Linked DNA regions of Homo sapiens: region 1 is linked to region 2. Evidence: read pairs that join two places in POLR2A ChIA-PET (ENCODE). Cell type or tissue: B cell. All regions are shown on one strand.

The links. Peaks named below come from ENCODE experiments on the same cell type or tissue, not always from the same donor. Only the 100,000 strongest peaks of a DNase experiment are listed, where the experiment ranks them.
Region 1: POLR2A ChIA-PET joins it to region 2 with 12 read pairs; 2 of 35 experiments call an interaction of 5 or more read pairs at or near these places.

Annotation. Positions count from the first base shown.
Region 1 is chr9:264,683-272,682 of GRCh38, forward strand. DOCK8 (dedicator of cytokinesis 8) reads left to right here. Exons shown (of 48, transcript NM_203447.4): 2 at 6,945-7,047. Among named protein-coding and RNA genes, the nearest start is that of DOCK8-AS1, 53 kb to the left of the region's middle. In B cell, no CTCF peak of the experiment used is centred here; a DNase peak (open chromatin) is centred at 7,709; H3K27ac peaks cover 1,900 bases.
Region 2 is chr9:442,992-450,991 of GRCh38, forward strand. It overlaps DOCK8 (dedicator of cytokinesis 8), which reads left to right. Exons shown (of 48, transcript NM_203447.4): 43 at 436-525; 44 at 3,379-3,615; 45 at 6,793-6,936. Among named protein-coding and RNA genes, the nearest start is that of DOCK8-AS2, 23 kb to the right of the region's middle. RefSeq lists an enhancer at 1,443-2,002. In B cell, no CTCF peak of the experiment used is centred here; no DNase peak of the experiment used is centred here; H3K27ac peaks cover 531 bases.

The sequences.
Region 1 (8,000 bases), 180 kb before region 2:
ATAAAGTTTGCTACAGAAATTCATTTTGTACACTTTTAAAAGTGCACTTTACTAAAAGCATCCAAGAATGCATCTCAGAAAAAGCCTTAGATTTCTTTTATGTGGTCAACTCCAGGAACTACTCACTCTTGAGATAGATGTGTGTTTTCAGAGCTTATCCATGCCATGCACAATGATCTAACCCTTTGATAGCTGCATCATTCAAAGTCAGTTTTTCTACATGCAACAAATTTTTAAACCTTGATTTTTATTTATTTATTTATTTTGAGACAAAGTCTCGCTCTTGTCCCCCAGGCTGGAGTGCAATGGCGTGATCTCAGCTCACTGCAACCTCCACCTCCCAGGTTCAAGCGATTCTCCTGCCTCAACCTCCCGAGTAGCTGGGATTACATGCACCTGCCACCAAGCCAGGCTAATTTTTGTATTTTTAGTAGAGACGGGGTCTCACCATGTTGGCCAGGCTGGTCTTGAACTCCTGACCGCAGGTGATCCACCCGCCTTGGCCTCCCAAAGTGCTGGGATTACAGGCTTGAGCCACCGTGCCCGGCCTAAACCTTGATTTTTAAAAAAATACTACCCTGCCCTAACCTTGTAACTTAGGAAGTTTGGGGAGAGGGGTGTGTAACAACCTTTCACTGCTTATTTGATGTAAATCATTTCTAGTCCTGAAACAATGGCTATTTTGCAAGGTTTAATTATACTGTGTGTTGTGGTTGCATGCATAGGTACACCCACAAATGTCTGTCATTAATACGTATCACTAGCTTTGTACTTTACACTGTATTTTTGGAGTGTTTTACAGTCGTTCGTTACCAAGAGTAAATTATATATTTGCTTTTCTTTACCCCACCCCTTTCACTATTGTTTAAAACATGTCAGATTCAGGAAAACCTCAAGAGACCCAAACCTCTTTCAATACTTATAGACAAAGTTTTTTTTTCCTTAAATCAGTTTTAAAATCCATCCAGCCATTTTGGCTGCCGGCCATACCAGCAGATAATGAAAGAATTTTCCTTGAGGGTCAAAAGCCAGGGAGAAGCCTTCCAGGGCTGTTTGGTTTCCTAGCACAGCTGCTGGAGTAGCTCGTGGTGCTGATTGATCTGCTTGGAGATTCTTGTGCATCTTCACCTGTTAGAGCTGGAAAGATGCTCAGGACTATACAGCCCAGCCCTTCTGGTTTACATATAATGAAACTAAGGCCCACCTTAGTCAACTAATGTGCTTAAACTCAAGCAAATGGCAAATGGCAAAACTCAGGACTCTGTCAATGAGTTTTCATTCTTTTTCTTTATTCTTCTAGACACATATTTTATAAAGAAATGAGGCAGCATGATGTTTAAAATACTTAAAGTGAGAATGAGAAAAACTGATGTCTACATATCATGAAATGGTTAAAAAGTTTAACGTGCATTGTCTTCTCCATTAGAACTTCTTTTACGAATTTTTTTCTCAAAATCTGGCTCAGAAATCTTGTTTTAAAAGCTCCCTAAACATTCCTAGGCAGAATTAGTAACGCCTTCCTCTTTGCTAACAAGGAACTGTGCATATTCCTGTAATAGAATACTTACCATATTATATTGTAAGTATTAAATTATTCATCTGCCCTCCTCCCACCTACCCACTGGATCAGGCTTCCCAGGAACAGCAACAGAGAGCCCAGCAATTTGTGTGTTCTCAGTGTGGAATGAATGAATGAATGAATGAATGAATGAACCAACCATTCCTTCACAGTCTTGCACTATCAGTGAATCTTATGCTTTATTGAACATAAAAATCACCTGGAATTGCTGACTTAAAATACAGTTTTCCAGGCTATACCACAAGAGATGCTAATACAGGACTGGGGTAGGTCCAGGAATTCGAATTTTTATCTAAGTAGCTGATGACTTAATGCAAATGATCCAGCAGCCACACTTTGCAAGCTCTACGCTATGATTAGTTGTGGTTTGTAGTCCCAATTGTATATCATAATTATCTGCTGATCTGAAAAAAACATAGAGCTTCTCTACCCACTCCTTACCACCAGTCCATCACCACCATTCTGACTCCTTAGTCACAATGGGTATTGACATTTTAAATAAATCCCAAGGCTCCCTTCCGGGAGAATAAAGAGGATAATATTTATAAACTATTTTGAGTTCCTTAGAAGAAGGGTATCTTAGCTCATTAAGGAAATATTATCATGATATAAATCTAACATCATGAAACTTATCTTGGACATGTCAAATTTGGTCTAAGAATCAAATGTAGAGGAAAATAAAACCCACACACAGTACCTGCATGGAAACGGAACCTGTGCAAACACCTGCTTTGGCTATGTTCCTTTTTGTGGAGACAGATGTCCCCCTTCACTAGGACCAGGGTAGAGATGAAGAAGGTTGATTTGGACATTGGGGTGCTATATGTTCTTTTGGGACTGAAGTTCCATATTAGGAAACTTAATAGCTGACATTTACATAACTTTTAAACATCCCAAGTAGTACGCTCTGTCTGCACACTATTTTATATGTATGCAATTTGTTTGTTTTTGTTTTTGTTTTGAGACAGGGTCTCACTTTGTCACCCAAGCTGGAGTGCAGCAGGCATGAACACAGTTCACTGTAGCCTCAACCTCCCAGGCTCAAGCAATCCTCCCACCTCAGCCCCCTGAGTAGCTGGGACTACAGGCACACACCACCATACCTGGCTAATTTTTGTATTTTTTGTAGAGACTGGGTTTCACCATGTTGCCCAGGCTGGTCTCAAACTCCCGAGCTCAAGTGATCCACCTGCTTTGGCCTCCCAAAGTGCTGGGATTACAGGCATGAGCCACTGTGCCCAGCCATATGGATTTTTTTAAAATTATGAACTTACATAACTTCACAGGAGACAGACCTGAATGAGGTAGTTATTAAACTACTTTCTGACTATGGAAAGGATTTCTGATCCTTGTAGTATATTTCCACGTATATTGTTATACTGTTGTGTGTTTGTATTTAGTTGCTCATACTATTTTTTACTGTAGCTTACTTTATATGCAGGTTTCCATGGGTCAACCTAATTTATATTTTTGTCATTTTAAATGGAAAAATGATATCCCATATATTTTGTAGTATTATTTGTTCAGTGTTCTTTCCAATGTGGGATGCTTTGGTTATTTCTAATTATTTGCTATCATGCTATCATATACAGAATTCTTATGTTCATTTCTGCTCAAAATTATATTTTTGTTTGTATGAATTCCACGGTGTATATTTCCCAAAGCGAGATAGTTAGATAAAAGAGTAACAGCAGTTTCATAGTTCTGGTTGCATATTACAGTATTACTTTCCAGACACACAGAGCCAATATACAACCCCACCAGGGGTGTGAGGCATGCTGGTTTTCCCACAGCTTGACCAACATGAAATTTTATCATTCCAGCCTATTTCTGCTAGCTTAATATGTGTGTAGGGCCTCACTAGAGATATTTTATTTTGAAGTTCTTCAAATGATATGAAGCAATTCTTTTCCACGTGGAATGATTCACTATTTTCATTTTAAGGACAAACCATTCGTTTGTATTTGACAGTTTTGAAGTGACAGGTTTAATTGCCTTCTGTATAATTGATTCTGTAGGGAGAGAAAATAGGAGTGCTATTAGGTATTGGGTTAGGCTCAAAGAGTCAAGAAAGAAGATTAGTTGTGTAGTTCTGAATTTGGAAACTTGTATGTGGACGACTGGAACAGAAATACCAGTTGACCCTGTTTAAGAAGGGCTAGAGAGCAGGAACATTCTGATTTCATGATGACAAAAATACTAGAGTTTTGACATAGGACAACAGATCTTGCTTCAAAATGAAAGCAAGACCCTATCCTTCCTGCCTCTTTGATCCTCTCACAGTGCCACTTTCTTTCCTGAACATTTTCAGATATTCTTATTTCAGATAGACCACTCTGGTGTATAATAGGACCAGTTTTAGAGTGGCCATGAAGCTAAGACATGTTATTTGAGAGCTCTTAGGGGAAGACCTGGACACAGCAGTCGCAGGAGAAGTCAGTCTTATCTGTAAAAAGGTCAGCTTGATCACAGAAAAAGGCTTTGGCTTGGTTGTGTTGGCCCTCCATGGCTTATGATCCTCTTTCAAGTAAGCAAATAAATGATTGCAGTGTTGGTTTGAGTCCTGTGGTGCCAAACACAAGACACATTGTTGCTCATGCAATATAGACCTTTGTTTTGGACAGTGGTCTAATCTGCTGGTTTTTAAAACATTGGTGACTGTCCAACTTATAATTAAAATCAGTCTATCAAGCACTTGGAGACAAAATCTGAGGTTATTCTTTCATTCCTAGTTGTCACACTAATTTTTTGCCTTCACTTTTGTCTCTGTAGAATATTTACACGTACACCTATCTATATCTATTTAGATATAATTTATATACTACAAAATTCACCCATGTGTACAGTTCAGTGATTTTTAATGTATTCACAGTCATCACTACAATCAATTTCAGAACATTTTCATTACTCCAAACAGAAACCCCAAACTCATTAGCAGCCACTCTCCATTTCTCTACAATATCCCCAACCTTAGGTGACCACAAATCTACTTTCTGTCTGTATAGATTTTGCAATTCTGGGCATTTCATATAAAGAATCATAGAACATGTGGTCTTTTGGTTTAGCTTATTTCACTTAGGATAATGTTTCCAAGGTTCATTTATGTTGTGGTGTATATAGGTACTCTTTTCCTTTTTATTGCTGAGTAATTTTCCATTGTGTGGATATACAACTTTTTGTTAAGTCATTCATCAGTTGATGGACGTTTGGATTTTTTCCATTTTTTGGCCTTTATGAATAAGGCTGCTACGAACATTCATGTGTAAGTTTTTGTGGGGAAGTGTGGTTGTCTTTTTTTTTTTTTTTTTTTTTGCAACAGAGTCTTGCTCCGTCACCCAGGCTGGAGTGCAGTGGAGCAATCTCAGCTCACTGTGACCTCCGCCTCTCGGGTTCAAGCAATTGTCATGCCTCAGCCTCCCAAGTAGCTGGGATTACAGGCACACGCCACCACACCTGGCTAATTTTTTTGTATTTTTAGTAGAGATGGGGTTTCACCATGTTGGCCAGGCTGGTCATGAACTCCTGACCTCAAGTGATCTGCCCACTTCAGCCCCCCAAAATGCTGGGATTACAGGTGTGAGCCACCACACACTGCCAGAAGTATGTTTTCATTTCTCCTGGGTAAATACCTTTGAGTGGAATTGCTGGGATACATGGGAGCTCTGCTTAAATTTTTCAGGAACTGCCAGATGGCTTTCCAAAATGGCTGCACCATTTTATACTCCTACCAACAGCATATGCGTGCTCCAGTTTCTCCACATCCTTGCAAACACTTGTTATTGCCCCTCTTTCTTGTTATAGCCAGCCTAGTGGTTGTGAAATGGCAACTCATTGTGATTTGATCTGCATTTCCCATTTCCCTCACGGCTAGTAGAATACTTACTTCCTATCCTAGTTTTTCCTTATACTTTTAAAAAATTAAATAAAGAAAACGCTGTAGAAAATTAAGGAGCAAAATGTATGCTTGCAGCTACAGCTTCCTCTGGGGTTTCACACTTCCTTGCCTCATCATGTAACGGGCCACCACTAGGATGAAGGTGCTCCAGTCTTATTCTTCCAATCTTCTCTCCATTTGTCATTCAGAATCCTGGGAAAGAGAGACACTTGTCCTGCCGTGAGTTATGTGCCCACTCTTTTGATTTGTGTTTCTGCCTAGACAGTGCACAGCATGAGTGTTGGCATCTTGAAAGGAAACTGGGGTGCTCCTGAGGGAGAATAGATGCCAAAGTTGGGACAAGAGCCCAGTTTCCTGCCTTTCTAGGTGTAACTCATTGCCAAGGTCGGGAGCAAAGCAAACCATGTAGGAAACCTCATCATGCTGGGTAGTTAATAAGTATGCCCTAGCACACGTTTTCACAGAGAAAACATAATACGCTTCATTTGTAATATTTAAGTATTACATCTAAAGTTACAATGTTTAAAAATTTATATATACCCTTGTTGGATACAAAGCATGTTTAAAATATGTGACCTCATTTGATCCTCAGTAATCTCTGTTAGTTTCTAATTATATTCAGTAGTGGTATTGGTATTGTATGTTTTGGCCTCATTGTGGTTTAAATACACTTTTGTGAACTAGCCTGAGAATCCAACCACCAACACAATGATGTAATGAGAAAACGTGCTCTGAGTTCCAAACAAATGGCTAACAGATAAGTGCTCAGAAGTCAACCTTTTTGTAAGCTGGGGTATCACTGGCCAGCAGTCACATGCCAGCAGGTGTGAGTAGACAGTGGGGAACAATTTCCTCTCATGTGTATGGCTCCCTAAAGTGTTGGCTGAGCATTGTCCACATGGGTGATGCAAAGGATCACTGAACTAGGAGCAGTTGGGAAAAAATACAATCATTGGGAATTCCTGTAGCATCGAAGGTGCCTACAGGGAGGTAGAAGTATTCATACAACAGTTCTCTGGTGTTCTCTGTTGTAGCAACCAGTCAGCCAAAAGGGTTCAGCTGCTTGAAATGAGAATGGCTGGATCAAAATGGCAGCTCAGGATTTAAAGGATTCTAGTCAGATACCAGACATCCTCACATAGAGAAAACTCTGAATGGCTGGGGGAGAAGGAGTCAAATGCCCTGGATCTTTTTCTTGGGCCTCAAAGTCCTCCTTCTGTCATCATCCTTCCAGTATTGGGCAGGACCTGACTGCAGGCATCATGGCCTCTGTGAACTTCTCAAGGGTATGTATTATCTGACAAAAACTACGATGTCCACTAACAGGCCACTGAAAAGGTATCTTAGTCAGTTCTGCTCATTGCCCAGCCAAGGCCTACGTTTTATAACATGATATCAAAGATTGCATCTAAAATTGTGATGATTTCCTAAAATAATCATTTCATTTAGATTTTTCTATTTTAATCCAAGGTATTCTTCAGCGGAAATAAGGAAACAGTTTACTCTCCCACCAAACCTTGGCCAGTACCATCGACAGAGCATAAGTACCTCTGGCTTCCCCTCTCTTCAACTAGTAAGTATGAGTTCCAGGTTTACTTAGCGATTGGTCAAGTGCAAAAGTGCCCAGGGTATGTGTTTGCCTCCTGTTCCTTAGATCTTCCTACCATCACCTCACATTCTCCAGTCACCAGATCCTAACTCTGTGACTGTGTCTGGACATCAGACAATATCCCTCTCTCTCTCTGCCAACCGGTACTTAGGGTACATAATAGAACCTCTGGGAGCTGTGGTTTTGATGTCTCTAGACTAGGTGGGCTTCCAGGTGACTCAGTCTCATCCAAATTATGGTTCATATTTGGGGGAGAAGGGCTAGCCCAAAAACTTACCACCATTTGTAGTATGCATTTTTTTGGAAAAGCATATTCCAAAATCTGAAATGCCAAGTTACAGACCTCCTTTTTGTAAAATAATTTTCTTGCTAGTATAATTTACATATAATAAAATTCACACATTTTAGGTGTACAATTTGGTGAACTTGGGCAACTTAGAGTCACTTAACCTTTCCTCAGTCAAGATATAGAACACTTCTTTTATCCTAAAGCGTTCCCCAGCGCGCTTTTACAATCTCCTCTCCCCAGGCCACACCCTCCAACTCACGCAATCTCTGACTCACTTCTGTCACCATAATTTTGCTCTATCTGGAGCTTCATATCCTGTTACAGTATGTACAAACCTTCTTTTTTTGAGACAGGGTGTCAGTCTGTCACCCAGCCTGGAGTACAGAGGTGTGATCTCAGCTCACTGCAACCTCAACCTCCCAGGATCAGATGATTCTCCTCCCACCTCATCCTCCCAAGTAGCCGGGACTACAGGCGCATGCCACCACACCTGGCTAATTTTTGTACTTTTTGTAGAGACAGGGGTCTCGCTATGTTGCCCAGGCTGGTCTTGAACTCCTGGGCTCAAGCGATCCTCCTGCCTCAGCCTCCCAAAGTGCTGGGATTACAGTGAGCCACTGCACCTGGC
Region 2 (8,000 bases):
GCTAGCAATTGACCCCAGTCCACTTGGTTCCCTATATTGTTTCCCCTACTTAGAATTAGAGGTATATATTTTATCTTCTTGTGCACTGTGATTTGCCACAATATGGGAAGGCTGGTGACTTCCAAGTTCCCAGGGTACAGAAGGCGAGAAGTAAAGAGTGTGATACCCCAGGAGATACCTCAGCAAATATAATGATGTTAGCTGAATTAGAGGCCAAGCATACATCTTATAGGGAAGCATATACCAGTTGACAGTGCTATTTTTATTTTTGTCTTAGGAAATGCTGAACTTTGCTCATTAGCTCAGAGGAACTCTCAATAATCAGTGAACATCATTCTACCTTGCACTTGCTCCAAACTTATTTCACTTCCAAGAAGACAAAGAGTTGCATTATGTTAAAATAACCTTTATAAACTGTTGGTTCTTCTTACCTAGGCATTTTATGGTCAATGTTTTGGTGCAGAATTTGTGGAAGTGATTAAAGACTCCACTCCTGTGGACAAAACCAAGTTGGATCCTAACAAGGTATACAAAAATTTACAAAAACTAACCATCAAGCTCTAAATCCCTTCGTTCTCTACCCAAGAATACCTAATGATCTCATCTATCTGGACTCTCCAAGTCACTTAAATGCAGTCAAACCTTTTCGTCTAGAGTTCAACTACTAATTGGTCAGATCTTAAAGAAAATATAGTCAAAGGCAGGAATCATAATAGGAGCTACCACTTATTAAGCACCAACTGTGTACCTGGAACTGCATTAGGCCCTCTACATACATCATTTTATTTCATCCTGCAACGACCCCTGGAAGTAGATTTTGTCATTCCTATTTTAGAGATGAGAAAACTGAGACATGGAAGAGTCAAGCAAGTTTCAAGGTCATGCAAGCAGCAGAGCCAGTACTCAGACTTGAGGTCTGTTGCTTCTGAACCCCTACTCTTCAGCACTGCTCTTTACTGCCTTTTTATAAAACCTTTAAACTCTCCATTTCAAACTCGACAACACTTAGTGGCTTCCTTCTTTAGGCTGCAAGTATTCCTTCCATCCAAGTCCGGGATCACTGTGCTGTTGGGGGAATGGTAAAAACGGCTTGGGTTTGGGTTTCCTCACTTTCACAAGAGGGTATGTTCCATTTCACCCCAAAATGGGTGTACAGTTCTGATGCTAACACGTGGAGGTGGTATCAGCTCCCACAGGGTAAAGGCTCAGTCCTCCTCAAGACTGCCCTGACTTCAGATGCCAGCTTCAAGAGGGACCCCCAGGCCAGCCACGCTTCTGATCAGCCAGCTACAAATTTGGGAGTTTCTATAACCTGTTAGCTTGAAAATAGGAGAAAACAAAGCAAATAATAATAATAATAATAATAATAATAATTTGGGAGTTTCTATGATACCTGTTAGATTAAATAATTCACTACAATGACTCACAGAATTCCAAAAAGTACTCTGGTTACTATCAGAGTATTATGATAAAGGGTGAACATCTTTTTGTGCCTTTATTTATGGCTTCCTGGCTCATCAGTGTGTTCTCCAACCAGGAAGCTCCGCCAAGTCTCAGTGTCCAGAGATTTTGTTGGGGTTTCATTATGTAGGCAAATTGAATACAGTCTCCAGCCCCTCTCCTGTCTCCAGAGGTCATCCAGTTCCTACCCTGTAATCACAGAATTGGTCTTTTTGGTGGCCACTTGGCATCCTGAAGCTATCCAGGGGCCCAGCATGAGTCACCTCATTAGCATCACAAAGACACCCATCACTGAGGAAATTCTAAGTGTTTCTAAAGCTCTGTGCTAGGAAATGGAGACAAAGACCAGACATATTCTTTATTATACCACAAGCTGATGCTGCCCACTCAGCCCAACTCACATGTCCATGAATGAGCTTTCTAAGTTACTGGAAATAGTGCAAGTGCAAGGTATCATTAAGGGCCCTGGGACAGAGGACCATTCACCATCTAGCAAACCTATAAAATGAAAGGTCCAAACTCCCAGTTCCATCTTCCAGGATATGAAGAAGATAATGGAAGAGGGGAAGAATTGGCCAAATTGAAGAGTTTGTTTTTCTACATTTTTCAGAATGCTTTCTCACTTAAGACACATTCCCTAGCCTCGGCTTGAAAGCAGTGGCTGTGGTAAGAGTTTAACTAATCTTCAGACACACATGTCTGGGAGATGGAGTTGGCCGTGTGCCCACAGTGATCTGTACATAGCACAAGCTGTGTAAAATGTGACCTCCCTCAGCCAAGGTGCCCTTTTCCCCTCTTTTAAAATTCCCAGGGTAGGTTGTGAGAGTTTGGAATGAGAGTCTGAACCCAGAGTTACAACCAGATTTCATTATACTAAGTCGTGATTTACAGTCTGAGGTCAGTGACCCCACTCATCCCTTTCAGTGGGTGAGTGTCCCAGCATCTGAACTCATGGTCACTTTTTTTCCTAAGAGATTGTCGTCTTTAATGAGTACTTATTCGCTCTGTGTTTGAGGGTGGAGGTGATGTGAGTGTGTGTTTAAATGAGGCCTAGGCAGTAAAATTCAGTTTTGGTGTTTAGTTCTATGAGTTTTGACAAACACATGTGACTACCTTCATAACCAAGATATAGAACAGATCCACCACTCCAAAATACTTCCCGTGCCCATTGGTAGTCCATGTTGCAATAGTTCCTTCCTTTCCGTTGCTGAGTAGTATTCTGTTGTGTGACTACCTCACCATTTGCTTGTTAATTCCCCACTGGAGTGACATTTGGGTTGTTTCTAGTCTTTGTTATGAATAAAGTTGCTGGAGACATTTGTGTACAGGTTTTTGTATGGACATAAGCTTTCATTTCTCTCCTGTACACACATAGGAGTGGGGTTGCTGGGTCCAATGGTAGTGCAGTTTAACTGCATAAGAGACCGCCAGCTTCTTCTGCAAAGTAGCTGTGCATTTTGCATTCCCACCCTCTGTGTATGACAGCTCTAGCTGATCTCCATCCTTGCCAGCACTTGATATTGTTAGTTTTCTTTAGTTCGGCCATTCATGCTTCCTCATAACTGTGAGGTAGTCATTGTCATTCTGTAAAGGAAAGTTTGTCTCTTTGGAATAGCAGTTTGCAAACTCTCATACCAAGGCTTCCACTGTGGATCAGTTTGCTCTGCTAGGAAGGTGCGGCCGGTGGCCCTCACTCTCCCCACAGGCACATTCCCCTCTCCCTCCTTGCAGCCCCTTCTGTCCTTGGGGGTGGAGAGGAGGAACTTCTGCTGGCCACATTCTCCCCTGCATCTGTAGCTTTTCTGCACTGGGCAGGGCGGTGCCGGCACGCCGTGTTCCTGCATGCCCCTCCATTGCGTCAGGGATGGCCGTTTGCAGAATAGCTCATCTTCTCCCTCCGTGCCTTTTCCCCCTTAGGCCTACATACAGATCACTTTTGTGGAGCCCTACTTTGATGAGTATGAGATGAAAGACAGGGTCACATACTTTGAGAAGAATTTCAACCTCCGGAGGTTCATGTACACCACCCCGTTCACCCTGGAGGGGCGGCCTCGGGGAGAGCTGCATGAGCAGTACAGAAGGAACACAGTCCTGACCACTATGCACGCCTTCCCCTACATCAAGACCAGGATCAGCGTCATCCAGAAGGAGGAGGTAATGCACCCAAGGGATTGGCCACCACTGGATGAGTGGGCTGGGTGGCCTCCCAGGAGGACCCACAAACCTCTTTCACAGTGGATTGGACTGAAAACAAGGAGGGATGCACTTGAAATATGATTATATGGTTGTCCTTTCACTCTCATAGTGCCAGAAAATCCCATTTAGGCAGCTACATATTTTATAGCACTATTGTATATTAAATATTTAATATTTTAAAGTTATATCTTTAGTATAAGTGTGTTTATGTATTTAATTATAATATTTAATATATATTTCAATTATAAACTTGTACAACAGATATATTTACCTTTTAAATATTTTATATAAAATTTTTCTATATTTCAAAGCTTAGAGGTGATTCAAGCATAGTCGTGCTGTTAATTATTGGAGACGGGACCTGCACGTGGGCAGCCCCAGTGAGGCGGTGGTGTGCTGTGGGAAAGGGCCGTGTAAGGTAGACAAGTTCACTGACTAGCTTCTAGTCCTAGCTTCCTCCTGTGATTTTAAACAAGCTACGTACCTTCAGTTTCTTCATCTATGCATTAGCAGGAAAGACCTCTAAGTACAGTACAAGATTATACTCATTTTATTAATAAAAGGACTGGTCAAGAAGGTCTCTCAAACCACAGAATTGTTCAAAATTCTACACACCATAAACAACTTATTATTCTTTAAAACACATATATATACACTTATTTGTCGTCCTTTTTATGCAGGGCCACAGACTTCTCTGTGACTGTGGGTTTGCTGATCACAATTCAGCATTTTCTTTTATAAACCACACCCGTAGTGCTTTGTCCATGATTTTCAGTTTTGCTTTGTGTAAGCAGAGTGAGAGCTTAAAGATCCTTGTTAAACAATTTGAGAGCAGAAGCCTTCTGGATGTTTATGATGTTTTTCTCCCCGAGACTTTGACAGCAGTCTTGTGCACACCTAATATGACAGGAATTTTTATAGCAACTCACTTTCATAATATCTTGTCCAACCATTTGGCTTGGTTTTCATAGAAAGAAATCTTTTTCTTTCCACACCCATGGTTCATCAGTTTCTCCATTATCTAATTAGATTGGGTCATTAAAATAACAAGTATAACAGGCATAATCAAGTTGGTGAACAAACACAGATGAATTGTGGTGAATATATACCTCATCAGGCAGAAGCAGAAATAGCTGAGCTAACTGGAGAGTCATCCAGCAGGTAGTGTTCAGCTGGGTAACCACATCAGGGTGTGGCTTTCACAGAAGCTGAAGAAAGCCTGAAGCAGTGACTCAGTCGGGAGGAGGTGGGTTTAGAAGCCATCTGCTGTACTTCCTATACTTCTTGGTTTGGACTTTTGAACACTGAGACATTCTAGGCATAACACAGATATAAACTCATGGTGCCCAAAAGCATTTCAAAACCTTTTCTTTTCTTCATTCCTGCCTTCCTTTCCTTTCCTTCCTTTCCTTTCGTTCTTCCTTTTTTTCTGTGTCTCTGTCTCTCTTTCTCTCTTTTTCATTTTTGAGACAGGATCTTCCTCTGTTGCCCTAGAGTGCAGTGGCATGAACATGGCTCACTGCAGCCTCGACCTCCTGGGCTCGAGCAATTTTCCTACCTCAGCCTCCTGTGTAGCTGGGACTACAGGCTTGTGCCACCATGCCCAGCTAATTAAAAATACAGAGAGATATATATTTTGTAAGAGACAGGGGTCTTACTTTGTTGCCCAGTCTGGTCTCAAACTGTTGGCCTCAAACGATCCTCCTACCTCAGCCTCCCAAGGTGCTGGGATTACAAGTGTGAGCCACTGCACCAGCCTGAAGTTTTCTTGGCCTTCCTTCGTTCCCCAACAACCTCAACAACAGTTCTCAGCTGTTTGCTAGGGCTGTAGAACAAAGTTCCATAGACTGGGTGGCTTAAACAACTGAAATTTACTGTCTGCACAATTCTAGAGGCTAGAAGTTTGAAATCAAGGTGCCAGCACTGTTGGTGCCTTCTGAGGGCTGTGAGGAAAGGGTCTGTTCCAGGCCTCTCTCCCTGACCTGTGGACAGCCCTCTTCTCCCTGTGTCTCTTCACATCATCTTCCCTCTGTGTTCGTGTCCAGATTTCCTCTTCTCGTAAGGACACCAGTCATATTGGACTAGGGCTTACCCTGCTGGCCTCATTTTAACTTGATTGCCTCTGTAAAGACCCTATCTCCAAAGAAGGTCACATTCTGAGGTACTGAAGGTTAGGACTTCGACATATACATTTTGGGGGAACACAATTCAACCTATAAAATTCAGAAAAGACTCTACCCCAAACCAGCAGAACTTAGCAAATAGATTGATTGACCCTTAAAAGAATTCCATTTACTGGAAATTCACCCTCAGTTGGAGAAGGCACAGGTGATATCAAAAGCCTGTGTTATGATGGGGGAGAAAATCTTGAGTGCTGTGCTTCTACTACAGCTTTCTGCATTGTAAGTTGAGTAACATGAGGCTGTGTGCGGTGGCTCTTGCCTGTAATCCCAGCACTTTGGGAGGCCGAGGCAGGGGGATTGCCTAAGGTTGGGAGTTTGAGACCAGCCTGGCCAACATAGAGAAACCGCATCTCTACTAAAAATACAAAATTATCTGGGTGTGGTGGTGCATGCCTGTAATCCCAGCTACTTGGGAGGCTGAGGCAGGAGAATTGCTTGAACCCGGGAGGCGGAGATTGCAGTGAGCCAAGATCATGCCATTGCACTCCAGCCTAGACAACAAGAGCAAAACTCCATCTCAAATAAATAAATAAATAAATAAGTAAGTTGAGTAACTTGCTCAGTAATAGGAAAAGGCACCTGACAGGGTAGAAAAAACATGGACTTTGAAGATAGACATACTTGTGATCGAATTATGACCTCCTCCCTTACTACCTGTGGCATTCTGTGGAACTTAACCTTACAAATCCCCCTTTGACTGTAAAATGGAGAGTATAAAGAGGTTGTTGAGAGGAATAAATGCTAAATGTATGTAAAGTTCCTGGAACATAAGGAATCAAGAAATGTTAGGCCCATCTTTCTTTTTAACCTGTTAAGAGTATTTTAAATTACTCTGAAAGTCTTTCCCTAGCTGCCTCTTCAAATTCAGGTGGCCTCTCTGTCATAGCTCCAGGCTTGTCCATAGCTTATGAGACCAGACAGTGACTTCCCTATGTTTACGTCTCATGTTCAGTTTGTTTTGACACCGATTGAAGTTGCCATTGAAGACATGAAGAAGAAGACCCTGCAGTTAGCAGTTGCCATTAACCAGGAGCCGCCTGATGCAAAGATGCTTCAGATGGTGCTGCAAGGCTCTGTGGGAGCTACTGTAAATCAGGTAAGCAAAACCAGAGGTGGCAGCTCCTCTGGTTCTTATTATTTAGGTTGTCATTATACGTCTGCACCCTTCTTCCTTGGGGTTGATGAGGACTTTGATCCATAGACAAACACAGAAATGTTCCTACACTTAACCTGAACACCTGTAAGGTTTAGAAGACTTTTAGGAAACCTCTTCCCTTTCATGTAACAACCCCAGGTAAAAAAGAAATCCTAGAGATGAGTGGACCAGGCTTTAAGGAGTACCACTTTCTCAGAGGAGTCTCCACTTCGGGGCCAGACCTGACAATATGATGCAAATCTGGAGTCATGTTGAAGAATGCTTAGTCATGACCAATTCACGCAGAGTAATTGCAGGGCTTGAGACTCACCTACAAATGCCTATAGGAGAGAAGGAAAAGGATCTAGAACATCCAACTCTTGGCTCAGTCAGCAGATGAACCCAGCATGCCAAGGACCTTGACAACCAGGAATGACCTGGGACCTGACTTCTTAGGCTACTTCAGACAAGACTAGATCTTCCTATCAGACTTCTTAGAACGCTGACTCCCAAGTTCAGCATGGTGCTCAAGCAGTCTCAGATGAAGGGAGGTACCAGCCTAATACCTCTGTCCAGTGGGCCTCCTTAATTCAAATCTAGATCTGTTCTTGTCCACACTTCCACGGCAGTTATTCAGTGAGCATCATGAGTCTTTTCTCATTCAGCGTAATTGGATTTCCCCACAAAAGTTCTGAGTGTACTTGACATCAAGGGAGCAGAAACAGAGAAGAGAAATGCCTATTACATTCCCAAGATCAGGAAAAAAAAATGAGGAAACGTTTGCCTTTGTAAGTGCCAATCCTTTGATAAAATGGAAGACTTTCCAAGCCCACAACCATGGTCTATCTGTACACGATGGATATCTCTGACTCAATCCAGCAGTTATGCAAAATGATGTTTGCCATGAAGGCAACTAGATAAGTGAACAAAAATGAATAGATCAAGGCAATCCTGATTTTTAGAAAAGCAACTCAAAGCACATACCATTTGATGTAGTTGTATTACACTTATATATGAATGAAAAT